4 separate regions of the Homo sapiens genome follow, and regions 1, 3 and 4 are each linked to region 2. A link is a contact called in ENCODE Hi-C or POLR2A ChIA-PET data. All regions are on one chromosome and are shown on one strand. The core of a region is the stretch at or near the end of the contact, and the rest is flanking DNA. Distances in the headings are between cores, read along the strand shown.

What was found. A loop is a pair of places that touch in the nucleus more often than their neighbours do. ChIA-PET counts read pairs that join two places held with the same protein, here RNA polymerase II (POLR2A). Pooled maps may share reads with other maps.
Region 1: a map of CD8-positive, alpha-beta T cell shows a loop between it and region 2 (9-fold over the local background). The contact joins the promoter of LCOR here to the promoter of R3HCC1L in region 2. A Hi-C loop is called at or near these places in 4 of 168 maps with a recorded cell type or tissue (CD4-positive, alpha-beta T cell, CD8-positive, alpha-beta T cell and naive thymus-derived CD4-positive, alpha-beta T cell) and 13 of 50 pooled maps.
Region 3: a loop to region 2 is called in a pooled map, with 7 times the contacts of the local background. The contact joins the promoter of BLNK here to the promoter of R3HCC1L in region 2. A Hi-C loop is called at or near these places in 1 of 37 single-sample maps with no recorded cell type and 6 of 50 pooled maps. POLR2A ChIA-PET finds 5 or more read pairs at or near these places in 1 of 52 experiments (activated B cell).
Region 4: a loop to region 2 is called in a map of CD4-positive, alpha-beta T cell, with 5 times the contacts of the local background. The contact joins the promoter of TM9SF3 here to the promoter of R3HCC1L in region 2. A Hi-C loop is called at or near these places in 2 of 168 maps with a recorded cell type or tissue (CD4-positive, alpha-beta T cell and naive thymus-derived CD4-positive, alpha-beta T cell), 2 of 37 single-sample maps with no recorded cell type and 11 of 50 pooled maps.

Annotation. Positions count from the first base shown.
Region 1 is chr10:96,830,826-96,834,019 of GRCh38, reverse strand. LCOR (ligand dependent nuclear receptor corepressor) reads right to left here and starts at 1,722. Exons shown (of 8, transcript NM_001346516.2): 1 at 1,621-1,722; 2 at 541-614. LOC102723665 (a long non-coding RNA gene) reads left to right here and starts at 1,562. Exons shown (of 1, transcript NR_135921.1): 1 at 1,562-3,194. RefSeq lists enhancers at 1-482, 483-1,198, 1,199-1,913, silencers at 660-899, 940-999, 1,040-1,759, 1,770-1,819, 1,840-2,139 and a cis regulatory region at 3,175-3,194.
Region 2 is chr10:98,133,181-98,136,004 of GRCh38, reverse strand. It overlaps R3HCC1L (R3H domain and coiled-coil containing 1 like), which reads right to left and starts at 1,348. Exons shown (of 10, transcript NM_001351015.2): 1 at 1,299-1,348. RefSeq lists enhancers at 650-789, 132-921.
Region 3 is chr10:96,270,045-96,273,078 of GRCh38, reverse strand. BLNK (B cell linker) reads left to right here and starts at 1,510. Exons shown (of 17, transcript NM_013314.4): 1 at 1,510-1,727. The coding sequence starts at 1,681. RefSeq lists enhancers at 356-455, 2,565-2,614, 2,645-2,764.
Region 4 is chr10:96,585,080-96,588,329 of GRCh38, reverse strand. TM9SF3 (transmembrane 9 superfamily member 3) reads left to right here and starts at 1,318. Exons shown (of 15, transcript NM_020123.4): 1 at 1,318-1,596. The coding sequence starts at 1,495. LOC105378443 (a long non-coding RNA gene) reads right to left here and starts at 1,266. Exons shown (of 3, transcript XR_946220.4): 1 at 1-1,266. RefSeq lists an enhancer at 151-210 and a silencer at 1,089-1,658.

The DNA.
Region 1 (3,194 bases), core at 473-2,972, 1.3 Mb after region 2:
TAAAGGGCAGACCCTCCTGTCAAGCCAGAAGGCTCAAACACAAAGACACTGAGCTAACCAAGTGCTGTAATTCTTCCAAACTGAGCCTCTCCACACCCCCTCCACCCTTCCCCCCAACAGATATGTCTATTAAATCAGTGTCTGTTCTCCCCCTCGCACAACAAAGAGAACTTCTCACCGCATGAAATTGCCGCTGAATGGACACCAGAAAGCAGGATTTGCATAATTCCTTCCAACGAAACCCTGTCGGGAAGGAGGGAATGAGGGGCCCAAGCGAACGGATAGACTCTCCTAGATTCTGCCGGGAAAGACCTGGTTCCCAAGAATATTCCCCTGGGGGAGAAGGGGCTGGAATTCTGGGCCTCCCCGAGGACTGGGCGTGGGGGACAGCGGACGACGAGAGGGCATCTCCCCACACACCAGCAGCACCGAAGCAAAGACGGGGAAGTAACAATGCTGGAGGACAGGAGAGTCAGACACAAGGATGGACTGGGGCTAGGGGGCGGCGGGCGGAGCGGAGACACCACACGGGCCACTTACTTTTTGGAGGGGGGTTAAATATATGAGTTAAGCCCTTATGGTCCCGCCGGCCGCCGCACAGAGGGAAACGGGACCTTGGGAGAGAAAAACAGACAAAACACACAGTGTGAGAGGCGCAGCTCGGCCGCCCGGCCCCTCCCGGGGCGCCCCCGTCCGCGCTCCCTCCGGCCCGCAGGGAAAAAGCCACCCGAGGGCGGCCCAAGGTCCGGGAGGCGGGGGGCGGACGGGGCATTCGGGCGAGGCTGCGGCTCCGGCCAATCCCCGGGAGGGGACGAGAGCGACCCCCGCCGGGGCTCCTCGGTCGGACCCGGTCCCACCCCCTCCTCCCGCAGCACGACACCGAACACAAATACGCACACACCGACCCGTGCGTCGAGGATTAACTCCCCGGCCACCGCCGCCCGCTGAGGAAGTGCAGCCGCTGCCCCCCGCGGCCATGACACCCCACTTGGCTCGGTCAGGCGCACCCGGGGACTGTGACAGCTCCAGCTCCCTCCGCCCCCATCTCCACCTCACGCTTCGCACACGCCCGAGCGCCGGGCGCCCGCCTGCAGCCCGCCGCGCGTGCACGCAGACCCGGGGGCGCGCCCCGCGCGTGGGGGAGGGGTGGCGCAGGAGGAGGACGGCGGCGGCCACAGCGCGGGTGGGGGCCGAGCACGCCCGCGCCCCTCGCGCCTCCCCCAGTACAGCGGCAGCGCCGCGAGGCGAGTCGCCACAATAAGCCGGCGGCGGCGCCGGGGCGCCGGGCCTGGAGCGGGAGCAGGGGCGGGAGCGGGGAGGGAGGGGAGCGAGCAGGCGGGGATGGAGAGCGGGAGGGGGAGGAACCCGCGCTCCCGCCGAGAGCCAGCCCCGGGGAGGCGCGCGGAGGGGAGGGGCCGGCGCGCGCTCGGCCGAGCAGGGGAGCCCGCCTGGAGGTCGCGCGCGCTCACACTCCGGGGGGTGGGGGAAGGGGGGACGCTCGAGCCAAAGAGGGCGGGCGGGCCGGAGCAGCAATTGCCACTTCCCCAGCTTCCTCCCTGGTCTGGGGCGACCGGCGGCGGGGCGGCCGGAGGGGCGGCGGCGGTCGGCGGAGGGTCTCACCTACACAGTGAATGAGCTTGTGGCGCCACGAATCCAGTTCTTGCCGAAAGCCGCGTCTCTCAACGGAGCATTGCTGCCGCCTACACACCCTCGCCATCTTCTGCCGCCCGCCCGGCCCAGCCTCCGCCGCGGCCCCGCGCACGCCCAGCCGCGTCGCCCGGGGCCGCGCACGCACCCGCGGCCCGGGCGTCGCGCCTCCTGCCGGGGGCGGTGCGGGGGCAGGGCCGGCCTCACCTCACCGTGGCCCCGGCGTGGCCCGGGGGCGGCCTGGGCCCGCTCACCCGCCCCGCGCGCCGCCCGCCGGGCTGCGATCCCGCCGTCCTTCTACGCGGCTGCCGCCGCCTCTGGCCGCCCGGGACGGCGCCTTCCCACAGCCGGAAGTCAGTCCCGCTGGCCCCGCGCCGCCTTCGCACTGTCCCCCAAGGCCACGGCTGCCCCCGCCCTCCCCGGGGCTTTTTGTTTTTTACGCCAGCCCCATTTATCACTTCCAACCTGCCTATCGCCCGGCACCAACTGTTGCAAGTTCCGTAATAACTGCTGCTATGAACTTCTCCGTCGAAACTGCTCCTCCCCAGAGCCTGTTTAAGAAGCAGAAATAAGAATAAATTCCCGGATGCCGGTGGATGCACTGACCTCTAAGATTTTCAAAGGTGAAGTGGATACACGTTATTAAGTCATTGGGAGACATCGCCAACATTGGGAAACCTAGTAAAAAGTGGAAATCGAGCGTTTTAAATAAAAAAAAAAAAAGGTTTCTACTAGCAAGACTGATCGTAGGCGAACTTCTCAAGGAATTTTGGAATATTGTGCCAAAGTGAGAATATTTAATATTTCCAAAAGTAGACTTAACTAGGAATACTTAAAGCAGAGACTATTGGAAATGCTTTAATTTGGGATTTCAGGAAAGGGCTTGAAGAGAAATATTTTATATGAGCAAGCCTCTTGGAATAATTGAATCACCTTAATTTTGTCACTGTTACTTCGAAGAGAACGAGAAGAGAGAAGATGGGAAACGAAAGGAGAAAGGGAAAAGAAATGGGGTGGAAAGAAAAAAGCAGAAGAGATCGCCCTATACCAGTAGGCCTAGTACCCTAGGATTCTGGCCTCTTTCTCCCACCTTTGGTGTTTAAGATTAAGGACAGTGCATTCCTGCTTTTAGAAATTTAAATTTAAGTTTGAAGACTTAATTTTAATTACTGTAGTAGGTAAAGCAAAGTCGTTAAATACTTGACATCAGGATCCCATTGGAGTATTGATTTAGGTCTTTTCAAAGGTGGTGGTCCTGGTTCTCTGCACCAGCCACTGGCGGAATGGCGGAATGGTGTATCTACCAATGAACAGATGGACTGGGTGGGCCTCGGGTACGGGTGGCTTGAGATGCAAATGCAAGGGTAGGAAGGCACCTTCCCCCCCACCACTCCCAGCCCACCCCGCCAATCTTAAAACATTGATCTTTATAAAATTCGCAAACGTCCCACAGGATTTCATTGGCTTAAGAGTATTGTCAAATGAAGACGCCAGGAAGTATTGAGTTTCTGGGTACATAATACTGTCCTGAGTGTTGAAGGAAGAGG
Region 2 (2,824 bases), core at 99-2,598:
TAGCATTCTCTGTAAGGGGAAAAATAAGACAATAAGCAACTTGCTTAGTCTCAAAGCTTAATGTCAAAAAAAATTAAACAGATGGGATATTTGGCTATTTATATTCTGAATTTCAACTGTGACACAAGACACAAGACCTGCTGGGGACAGGTATTAGTTGTAGTACAACCATATCTGAGGAACGTTTACTGCTTTATGCTTGTACCTGTGTGATACTGAAGGAAGGTTATAACAGCAAGAGATAGTTGTGTGTGCTGAGGAAGAAGAGTCTAAATTCTGGTGGGCCTTAAAATCCAGATGAAGTTTTAAATTGACTCCACAGGTGGTAACGCCCTAAGGTCACCTCTTCACTAGGAACCTGGCATAAAAACATCTGTATGGTTCAGATTCGTTTCCAAAGACACTTTCCCCCTATTTATTAACTAATTTGATCTTCGTATAGACATGAACCTGGTTTTAAAACTCAACTGACCTAGACTGGAGACTGGGGGATGGCAAGGTTATACCCGAAACATACTTTAGAGTTCAAAGCTTTCGCAGGAATATCACTTCTGCTGAAGCCCACAACCCTGGAAGGCCGCAGGGCAAAGAACATTAACCCCACTTTTCAGACAACGAAACCGAGGCTGCGCTAAACAGACTACTGTACAAAAGATCACAGGTCCAGCCAAGTGGCGGACTGAGACTTCCCCCAGGATATCAGACTCCAAATCCTGTGCTCCTTCCCGTACACAACTGAGAGGGGGCTGCACTCACAAACTTTAAAGATCGGACTTGGGGTTTTTCGCAGGCCTGCCAAGAAAAAGCAGGAAGTACATGCTCCTTTATAGATTGCTCACTCCCAGCCCGTAGCCCGGGGCTCCCGGGCAGCGGAGGAGGCTCAAAGGCGAGGCTCGAAGCGAAGCCCGGAAACCGCCGGCAGCCCTGGGGGCCCACGGCCCCGCAGCCCCGAGGGGGTAACCAGGGACCCCGCTCAATACCTGTTGAAACCCAGAAAAAGCACGTCCTTTCCGCCAGGATCATTTGGGGCGAGCGCCCAAAGCGAGCACGAGCCCCAGTGAGTGCAAAAGAGCCCCGGGAGGGTCCCTCTCAACCGCGGGCCCGCAGGGGTCAGAAGGCGGGAGCTTCCCAGTAACCTCCGCCCCAGGCAGGGGGCGGCCCCTCGCGTCACATGAGGAAAAAAAATACCAGCAACAAACGACGGAATGGAAGTCTTGTCCCGGGCTGTGAAGGGAGAAGTGGGGATTAAAAATCCTAGCTTGAGGTACAGAGGGAGGGGATACGGGGCTGGTTGTTACCGGCGCGCTGTTGCTCTCCGCTTCCGCCGTCTCCGCGAAGCTCTATCTCTTCCGCTCGCGCCGCTGGGGCGCGCGTCAGGCCTCGGCTCCGCCCCCAACGCCGTGGGGCCTTCTGGGGGTTGTAGTTTCCGCGAGGCCCGGCCGCGCCCACTGAGTTCAGGTCACGTAGGGGAGAAGCTGGCAAAATGGCGAGTGCCGGAGAGCATTTCTGCTCCTGTCCCTTCAACCCTTCCTCATTCCTCTCGGCTATATACGTGCGCAAATCTCCTTACATTCCACTCAATTATACCATCTCACTTCCTCCGTTCACAGCCAAGTTTTTTGAAAAAGATAATCTACACTGTCTCTACTTGCTCATCTGTGTTCACTCCTCATCGCAGCTTCCGCCCCCATGGAAAATGCCTTGTTGTCATAAGTGTCCTTGTTGCCAAACTCATTGGAGGTATTTCCGGACTCATCTAACTCAAGCTTTAGTCATTTGACGCTATTGGGCATTATCACTTATTTTCTATGACACTATCCAGGTTTTCCTTCTCTGAATTCATTCTACTTTGTTTCCTCTAACTTACCTCTAAAATATTGGTGTTTTCCAGAGTTCTTAAAATTGGGGTGGGAGAGGGGACACTCCAGTCCCTTCTCACCTGAGCTCATTGTTTGTATTCCCAACTTCCTAGACAAGACCTCTCCTCATCCATGCCCACAGGCATCTCCAGTGTCCTTGAAAAGTGAACTACTGGGGCCAGGAACAGTGGCTCATGCCTGTAATCCCAGCACTTTGGGAGGCCAAGGCAGGTGGATCACCTGCGGTCAGGAGTTCGAGACCAGCCTGACCAACATGGTGAAACCCTGTCTCTACTAAAAGTACAGAAATTAGCTGTGCGTGGTGGTGGGCACCTGTAATCCCAGCTACCCAGGAGGCCGAGGCAGGAGAATTGCTTGAAGGAGAATCGCTTGAACCCGGGAGGCGGAGGTTGCAGTAAGCCAAAATTGCACCACTGCACTCCAGCCTGGGCAACACAGGGAGACTCCGTCCCCCAAAAAAAGAAAAGTAAACTACTACCCCTCCTCCCTACTCATTAATATTCACTCTTTAACCTGATTCCTCCTTTCTCACTTCCTCTTCCTCCAATATTCAAATGGTCACCAAATCTTGGAGATTCTATTGTAGCAGGACGAGCCGCAGACAAAACCTCTCAGACACCAAGTTGTAGAACGAAGGGCTTTATTCAGCTGGGAGCATCGGCAAGCTACTGTCCTAAAATCCAAGCTCCCCGAGTGCACAATTTCTGTCCCTTTTAAGGGCTCACCACACTAAAGATTTCACATGAAAGGGTCGTGATTGATTGAGCAATCTGGGGTGTATGTGACAGGGGCTTCATGCAGTGGTAGTCAGAGTGAAACAGAACAGAGTACAATGTTCTTCCATACAATGCCTGGAATCTATGCTAAGTCATGAGTTGATTTTTAACTACTAGGTTTAGGCCAGGCAGGCCCAGGCCTGGTTTCAGGTCTGGTTTTGGGTCTGG
Region 3 (3,034 bases), core at 261-2,760, 1.9 Mb after region 2:
AACATCTGGTCAAACCAGAAATTCATAGGCAGTGATGAATGTGAATAATCAAGGTTACCTGGAAAAAGACAGAACATCCATTTGTGCAAAGAAGAGGCACAGGAGGGAAGAAATCCATCCACGGTTTCCACCTCTACCACTGCCGCTGTTCCTTCTCCCCCTCCTCCTCTGTCTCCTCCTCCTCCGCTTCTTCTTCCTCCTCCTCCTCCGCTTCTTCCTCCTCCTCCTCCTCCTCTTCCTCCACCTCCTTCTCCTCTTCTGTCTTCTCCTCTTTCCCCACTGTCTTCAGCCAGATCTTGGGTCTGCAACAGGAGAGGTAACTGAGAGCTCTTTACTTTGTCCTGCTGTGTATTCTGACCCAGGAGAAGACTGGTTCCCTTGATAAATGTTGGAAACGTGTACTTTATTCCACAAGGGTGAGCAGGGCATTCTCAATGGCTGCAGAAAAGTGTGTCCAGGTACAAAAGGTCACTTCCCTCCCATTTTCTTCCTCCTTGACCCTGGACTGCGGGCTGCTCTTTAAACAACAGGTAAATCAGCATTTTTCAGATTAGGCAGAAGGAAATATAAAGTCTTCCAGGAGGGAAGTAGAGTTCTCTGAATAGGTTCAGCCCCTACAGGTATGGCTCCCTCCTCCCAGCCTCACCCCACCTGTCTGACCTTGAGATGGCCTCGTGTCTGGCGTGTCACTGGGTGTGATGAGCAAGTGGTGGACAGGACAGAAAGAGGCAAATGCAAGGAGGGGAATGGCATTCTGCTTTTAGGACTTCAGAATGGCCTGATGTAGGAATTGCATTGTTGTGAAACTGTTAGATTTGTTCTCATCTGACTTTTGGGTACATCCTGGTTTGTTTGAAAGCATCTGGCTATCGGCGAGGTAACTCCTGACTCTATCAGGCAATAAGGAGGCTGCACATCTGACGATAGAGTTCATCTCCCCTTTCCTGAGTCATCCATCCCTACCCCCAGATGAACAGAGAATTGCCCATCCCATTTTAAATAGAGCTCCAGAAAAAGAGATACTCTAATTCTCTGAGTAAACTGTTACCACCATGCCACTGACAACCTGATATTTATTTTTAAACGTATTGCCCGCATCGGGGGGTAGGAAAAAGCACAAAAATGCCATTTTTATATAATGGTTCTATAAGTAGAAAAAGCTTATCCATAACTTTATGCAAATAAGCAGAAAGTCTCCAAGAGAGGTTCAGATGGACTTGATTACTCTGCTTTTCCTTGAGCCCAGGAAGTTCCCAGTTATAGCATGCACCTGCTGGAAACAGACTATATGTGTTTGGGACAAACAGGAAGTAGTGACCAGCCAGAAACTTGTCCTAACCTGGTTACAAATCTGATTGTAAAAGAAAGCAGCTGGAAAGAAATTTGCCTGCCCAATAGGTTTCATTATTAAAGTTTACACAAAGTGGAGTAATCACCAAGCTGGCTGGCTATCCAGATCACATGATTATGTAGAAACATGAAACTTGACTATGTGCTCGGGCAAGTTTTACTTCTCCCTAGAGCAGGGGTGTTTGCCAGCAGCCTGCACTCTCAGAAATCAGACTTGAGTGGCCGGAACCCTTGAGACCAGAGGCTTACCATGCTGCTCCCTAGGAGGGCCAGGAACTGCTGACGTGACCACTGGACAGTTATTCGTGTCTCTTACAATTACCAAACAGAATGGACAAGCTTAATAAAATAACCGTCCCCGCCAGTCAGAAGTTGAGGTAAGATTTTCCCCACCCAATACCCTTCTTCATCTCCTTTTTTTCCCCCCAGTGCTCTTATGGCATCTCAGAAATACTGAAATCCTGGAATGCTTTGCTAGTTTCCAGTGGGTGGCACTTACTATAGGGAAGTGGACTGAGCTTTTAGGGAAAGCATTGGGTGGCACTTGCTATAGGGAAGTGAACTGAGTTCTTAAAGAAATGTGTAGGAACAAGAGAGACTTGCTTTAGCTGCCTCTTACAATAAAGTGTAAAGCTCTGGAAAGATAATAAAACAAATGCCAAGGGCTTAGATTCTACTGAAGGTCAACTTTTAGAATCTGAATGCAACCAACTTTTCTAAGGAAGGGTTTCTCTAAACTGAGTCCTCACCCATTTTATTGCAGGTTACTATTTAATTTTAAGGATAGCTGTAATCATTTGTTATTCATTGTTTTATTGTCTCATTTATTTTGTGGGTGTATATGACAAGTGTGTTTGGGGGGATTAGATCTGTCTTTCCAATGCCCTCATGTCAATGTAACAATATCCATAACAAGCCTCTCAAAAAGAATAAACCAGAAGCGGCCCCATGGGCGTGAGTCAAGGAGCTATGGAAAAGACAACTTCCCCAAATTTTGCTTTTGAAGGTCTTCTTTTTGTCTCATTGTAATGGCATCATGGCTTTCAGAGACTGGAACTTTTAAAGTTCTGGGAGTGCAGTTTTTTTTTCACATTTTTTAACAGTTTTTTTTTTTTATTATACTTTTAAGTTCTGGGGTACATGTGCAGAAGGTGCAGGTTTGTTACATAGGTATACACATCCCATGGTGGTTTGCTGCACCCATCGACCTGTCATCTACATTAGGTATTTCTCCTAATTCTCTCCCTCCCCTAGTCCCCCACCTTGACAGGCCCCGGTGTGTGATGTTCCCCTCTGTTCAGGGAGTGTTTTCTATTCTGACTACATATTAGAACTTAGCCAAATGTTCAGGGGGTGATGTGACACATGTAGCAGACAAGTAATCACAGATAACAATGAGCCAGAGAATTGAAGCTTTTGAGACAATATTTAAGAGAAAGTCTGGATTGGCAGAGGGACAACCCTTCACAGTAGAATACAGGTCTTATGCCTAGGAGGTGCTTGGTAAAAGGTAATGTGAAATGCATCAATGATCTGGGATCAGTAGGCAACATCAGCTGTGTTCAACCATTTCAAGAACATGCTGTTGAGTGCTGCTGTGTGATCAGCACTGACGGGACAAGAAGGCACCTCATTCTTGCCCTTGGTCTCAAATAGCTACACCCTCATGAGGGGCGGGGGTGAT
Region 4 (3,250 bases), core at 69-2,568, 1.5 Mb after region 2:
TAAAGTGGCTGTATAGTTGGTAAATCATTACCAGCAAAAAGACCTATTATGGAGCCAGACTGAGTGGGTCTGGTGTTTCAGCAAGCCACTCAAGCTCTCTGTGCTTCAGTTACCTCATCTGTAACAGGAACATTTTCACCGTACCTGCTGCATAGGGTTTCTGTGAGAATTTAATGAGCCAATATCGTTCAGAATAGTGCCTGGCAGATGAACGCCCTCGTGGTGACTCCATGATTTATTTACCTAACATTGAAGAACTGTTTTAAGCAAGGGAGTGAGCGATATAATCTGGTTTCTTTTTAGAATAAAAAAAACATCACCCTGGCACCTGTTGGGGATGTTAAACGGGAGGAAGATCAGTCAGTGATGGATATCTTCTTGTGAGACTCTTGCAATACATAGTGATACGGAAGACTGGTTGGTACTGGCAGAGGAAGGAGAGGAAAAATAAACTCTTGAACCACTTTTAAGAGACCAAATGCTAGAACTTGTTGACTGCTGATGGCTGAGAAGAGACAATCTGACAAGTTCGAGATTTTTGGCTTAGTGGCCTGTGTAAATGGTGGTGCCACATTCGTATATTTTTTTTTTTTTAAAGATTTTTTGTTTCAGTGTCTACTACGGATCTGGCACTGTTCTAGGTACAGGAAATACGGAAACAGGATCTCTGCTCCGAGGAGCTTACACTCCAAGAGATATTTATGACTGGGAAGAGGAGACCCAGAAATAGTTAAGTAAACACATAAATGAACAAGAATGGCAAGCTAACTTAGCATGTCTTGATTGAACAGTAGGGGTCCAGTAAATATTCAGTAACTTTAAAACATCCAACCCTGTACGAGTTTAACAATCTCTCCTAACGGTGATTACAGGAGCCCGTGATTCATTCACAGCGGCAGACGAGCGCCAGGAAAGGGTTATTTGATCTGATCCCTCAAGTTCCGGAGGCAGCAGGTCAGACGATCGGCCCCATTTGGCAGCCAGGAAAAAAGCTTAAGCATTTTGGCCAAGGTTACACAACCCGAAACACCGGGACGCGGCCCGGAGGCGGCTTCGGCCTTGCGGTCCAGGCTAGGCCACTGCGCCGGGGCCCAGCCTGCTCGGCGCCCGCCCGAGTGCTCGGCAGGCCCGTAGCGCCGCGGCTCCCAGGAGCCGAGGGGCAGCCGGCGCGCAGGCGGCGGTTGCCGGGCCCTCCCTCGGCCCGGCGGCGGTGGCGGCCCCGCGTCGCGAGGCACTTCCGGCGCGTGCCGGGGTGGCCGGATGACGTGGCTGAGTCAGAGGAAGAGGCTGAGGAGGCGCGGGGGGCGGGGGAGGCTCAGGAGCGGGCGGTGACGGCGACGGCGGCGGCAGAGGAGGCAGCGGCTGGGCCGGGCCCCGTGCGTCTGTCCGCGCCCCGTGGATGCGAATCGGCCGCGGCGGAGGCGGCGGCGGCGGAGGAGGCGGCGGCGGGAGGAGGAGTCGGTGAGCCGGCTCCGGGCCGGAGGGGCGCGGAGGATGAGGCCGCTGCCTGGCGCTCTTGGCGTGGCGGCGGCCGCCGCGCTGTGGCTGCTGCTGCTGCTGCTGCCCCGGACCCGGGCGGACGAGCACGAACACACGGTGAGGCGCCCCGGCCGGCGCGGCCGCCCCGGGCTAGCTCCCCAGTTGCCCACTGAGGCAGGCCCCACGCAGCCTGGAGTGCCCGGCGGCCCGGTGGTGCCCCACTGCGGCCCGAGGACTCCTTCCGGTTGGGCCTGGCGGAGCAGGAACCTTGGGAGCGTGGAGGAGGCATTTCCGTGCGCTCCCGGGACAGGGCTCCGCTCCCGAGTGACAGGGTCTCCTTCCCCCGGTCTGGGCCTCAGTGGCGCCGCACCCCAGGGTCTCGGGGTTCCTGGGACCCTGGGGCCAGGAAGGAGCCTGGGAAGGGTTGAGGTTCATCCACCGCGGGAGCGGGGCAACGGGCAGGCTGGGCTCGGGGCTTTTGCCCCCCAGGGAAGGAGACTGCCTTCTGGCTACTGAGGGCTGCGACGCCGAGGAAGATGGATGCATCGTGATTACCCGGCAGCCACTAACCAGGAAATATCCTACACTTTATGGTCTCCTTTGGCTTTTATCGCCCGCTTCTGCCCAGACCGGATTAAAACCCTGGGGTGGGGCAGCATTAATAAACTTGAATTGAAGAGCAGTTTATACTTACTTGTAAGTGCACCCAACCTACACGCGTTCAATTCCTAGGCCTTTCTTGTAACTTTCTCCTCACCTTCCAGCCCCTAAGTGAGACCCCCATCCCGATAGTCTCTAACTAAGGCAGCTTCTGACAGTAAAGGGTCTTGACGTTTCCCAGTCTTCAGGTCAGGGCCAGAAACAGTCCCTTTTGCATTTGGCCTAAAGGTGATTGGCAGTTTGTTTAATTGGTATTCTCACATCAAAACGTGCATGTGAACGACTCTTCAAATGGCTTTCACTTAGGGCTGTAACTGTGGTTTTCAGAGTGGTAGACTTGAGCAAGGCAGGAAGGTCAGGTAAATTGAGAGTTTGCTTGACGAGTAATTGTTTTTTATACCTTTACCATTAATGATAGGAGTTTCTATGAGAGACTGTGTTTGTACTAAATCAGAACGATCTGAGGGAGTCTTATGTCATTTCTGGTAAGTGAGGAAATGAAGCAGTCGTCCTTACCTATTTAATGGATCCGATTTTATTTGTAATCAACAAAACTTTTCGCTGGATCCTTGGCTAGCTGGGATCTTATTTTAGCTAATAAAAGCTCTAAACTTTTGACTGTTCTACCTTCGGTCACAGCCAGAAACTTCTTACCTGTGTAGGTATGTATTTCTTTAGAGACACAAATCTCGAATTGGTGACATGTTTTTGTACTGTACTTGTGGTGTTTCACCTAAGATAATTTTGTTGGGAGGTTAAACAGCTTAAAACGATTTCCTTTTGTGTTCTTTCATCAGATAAGCTGTCTCAAAGTTTAAGAACTGCTATTGTTTCACATAGTATACAGGGACCATGTATAGATTTGGGTCTTTGAGTATTTTTAAATTTTCAGTGGGCATCCATCCTTCTGTTTAATGATATTATTACTAATATATTTCCAATTAAAAAAACACTTAGGAAAAGTTACCATATGAAACTCAGAACTCTCAATGTGTAGTTCCGTGATACAGGCATATAAGCTCAAAAGTGTACTGTATTCTACTTTTTAATCTTGTAATCTTGTGACTTACACTGCTGTGATTAGGGAAACCATTAAAATTTTACAAATTGG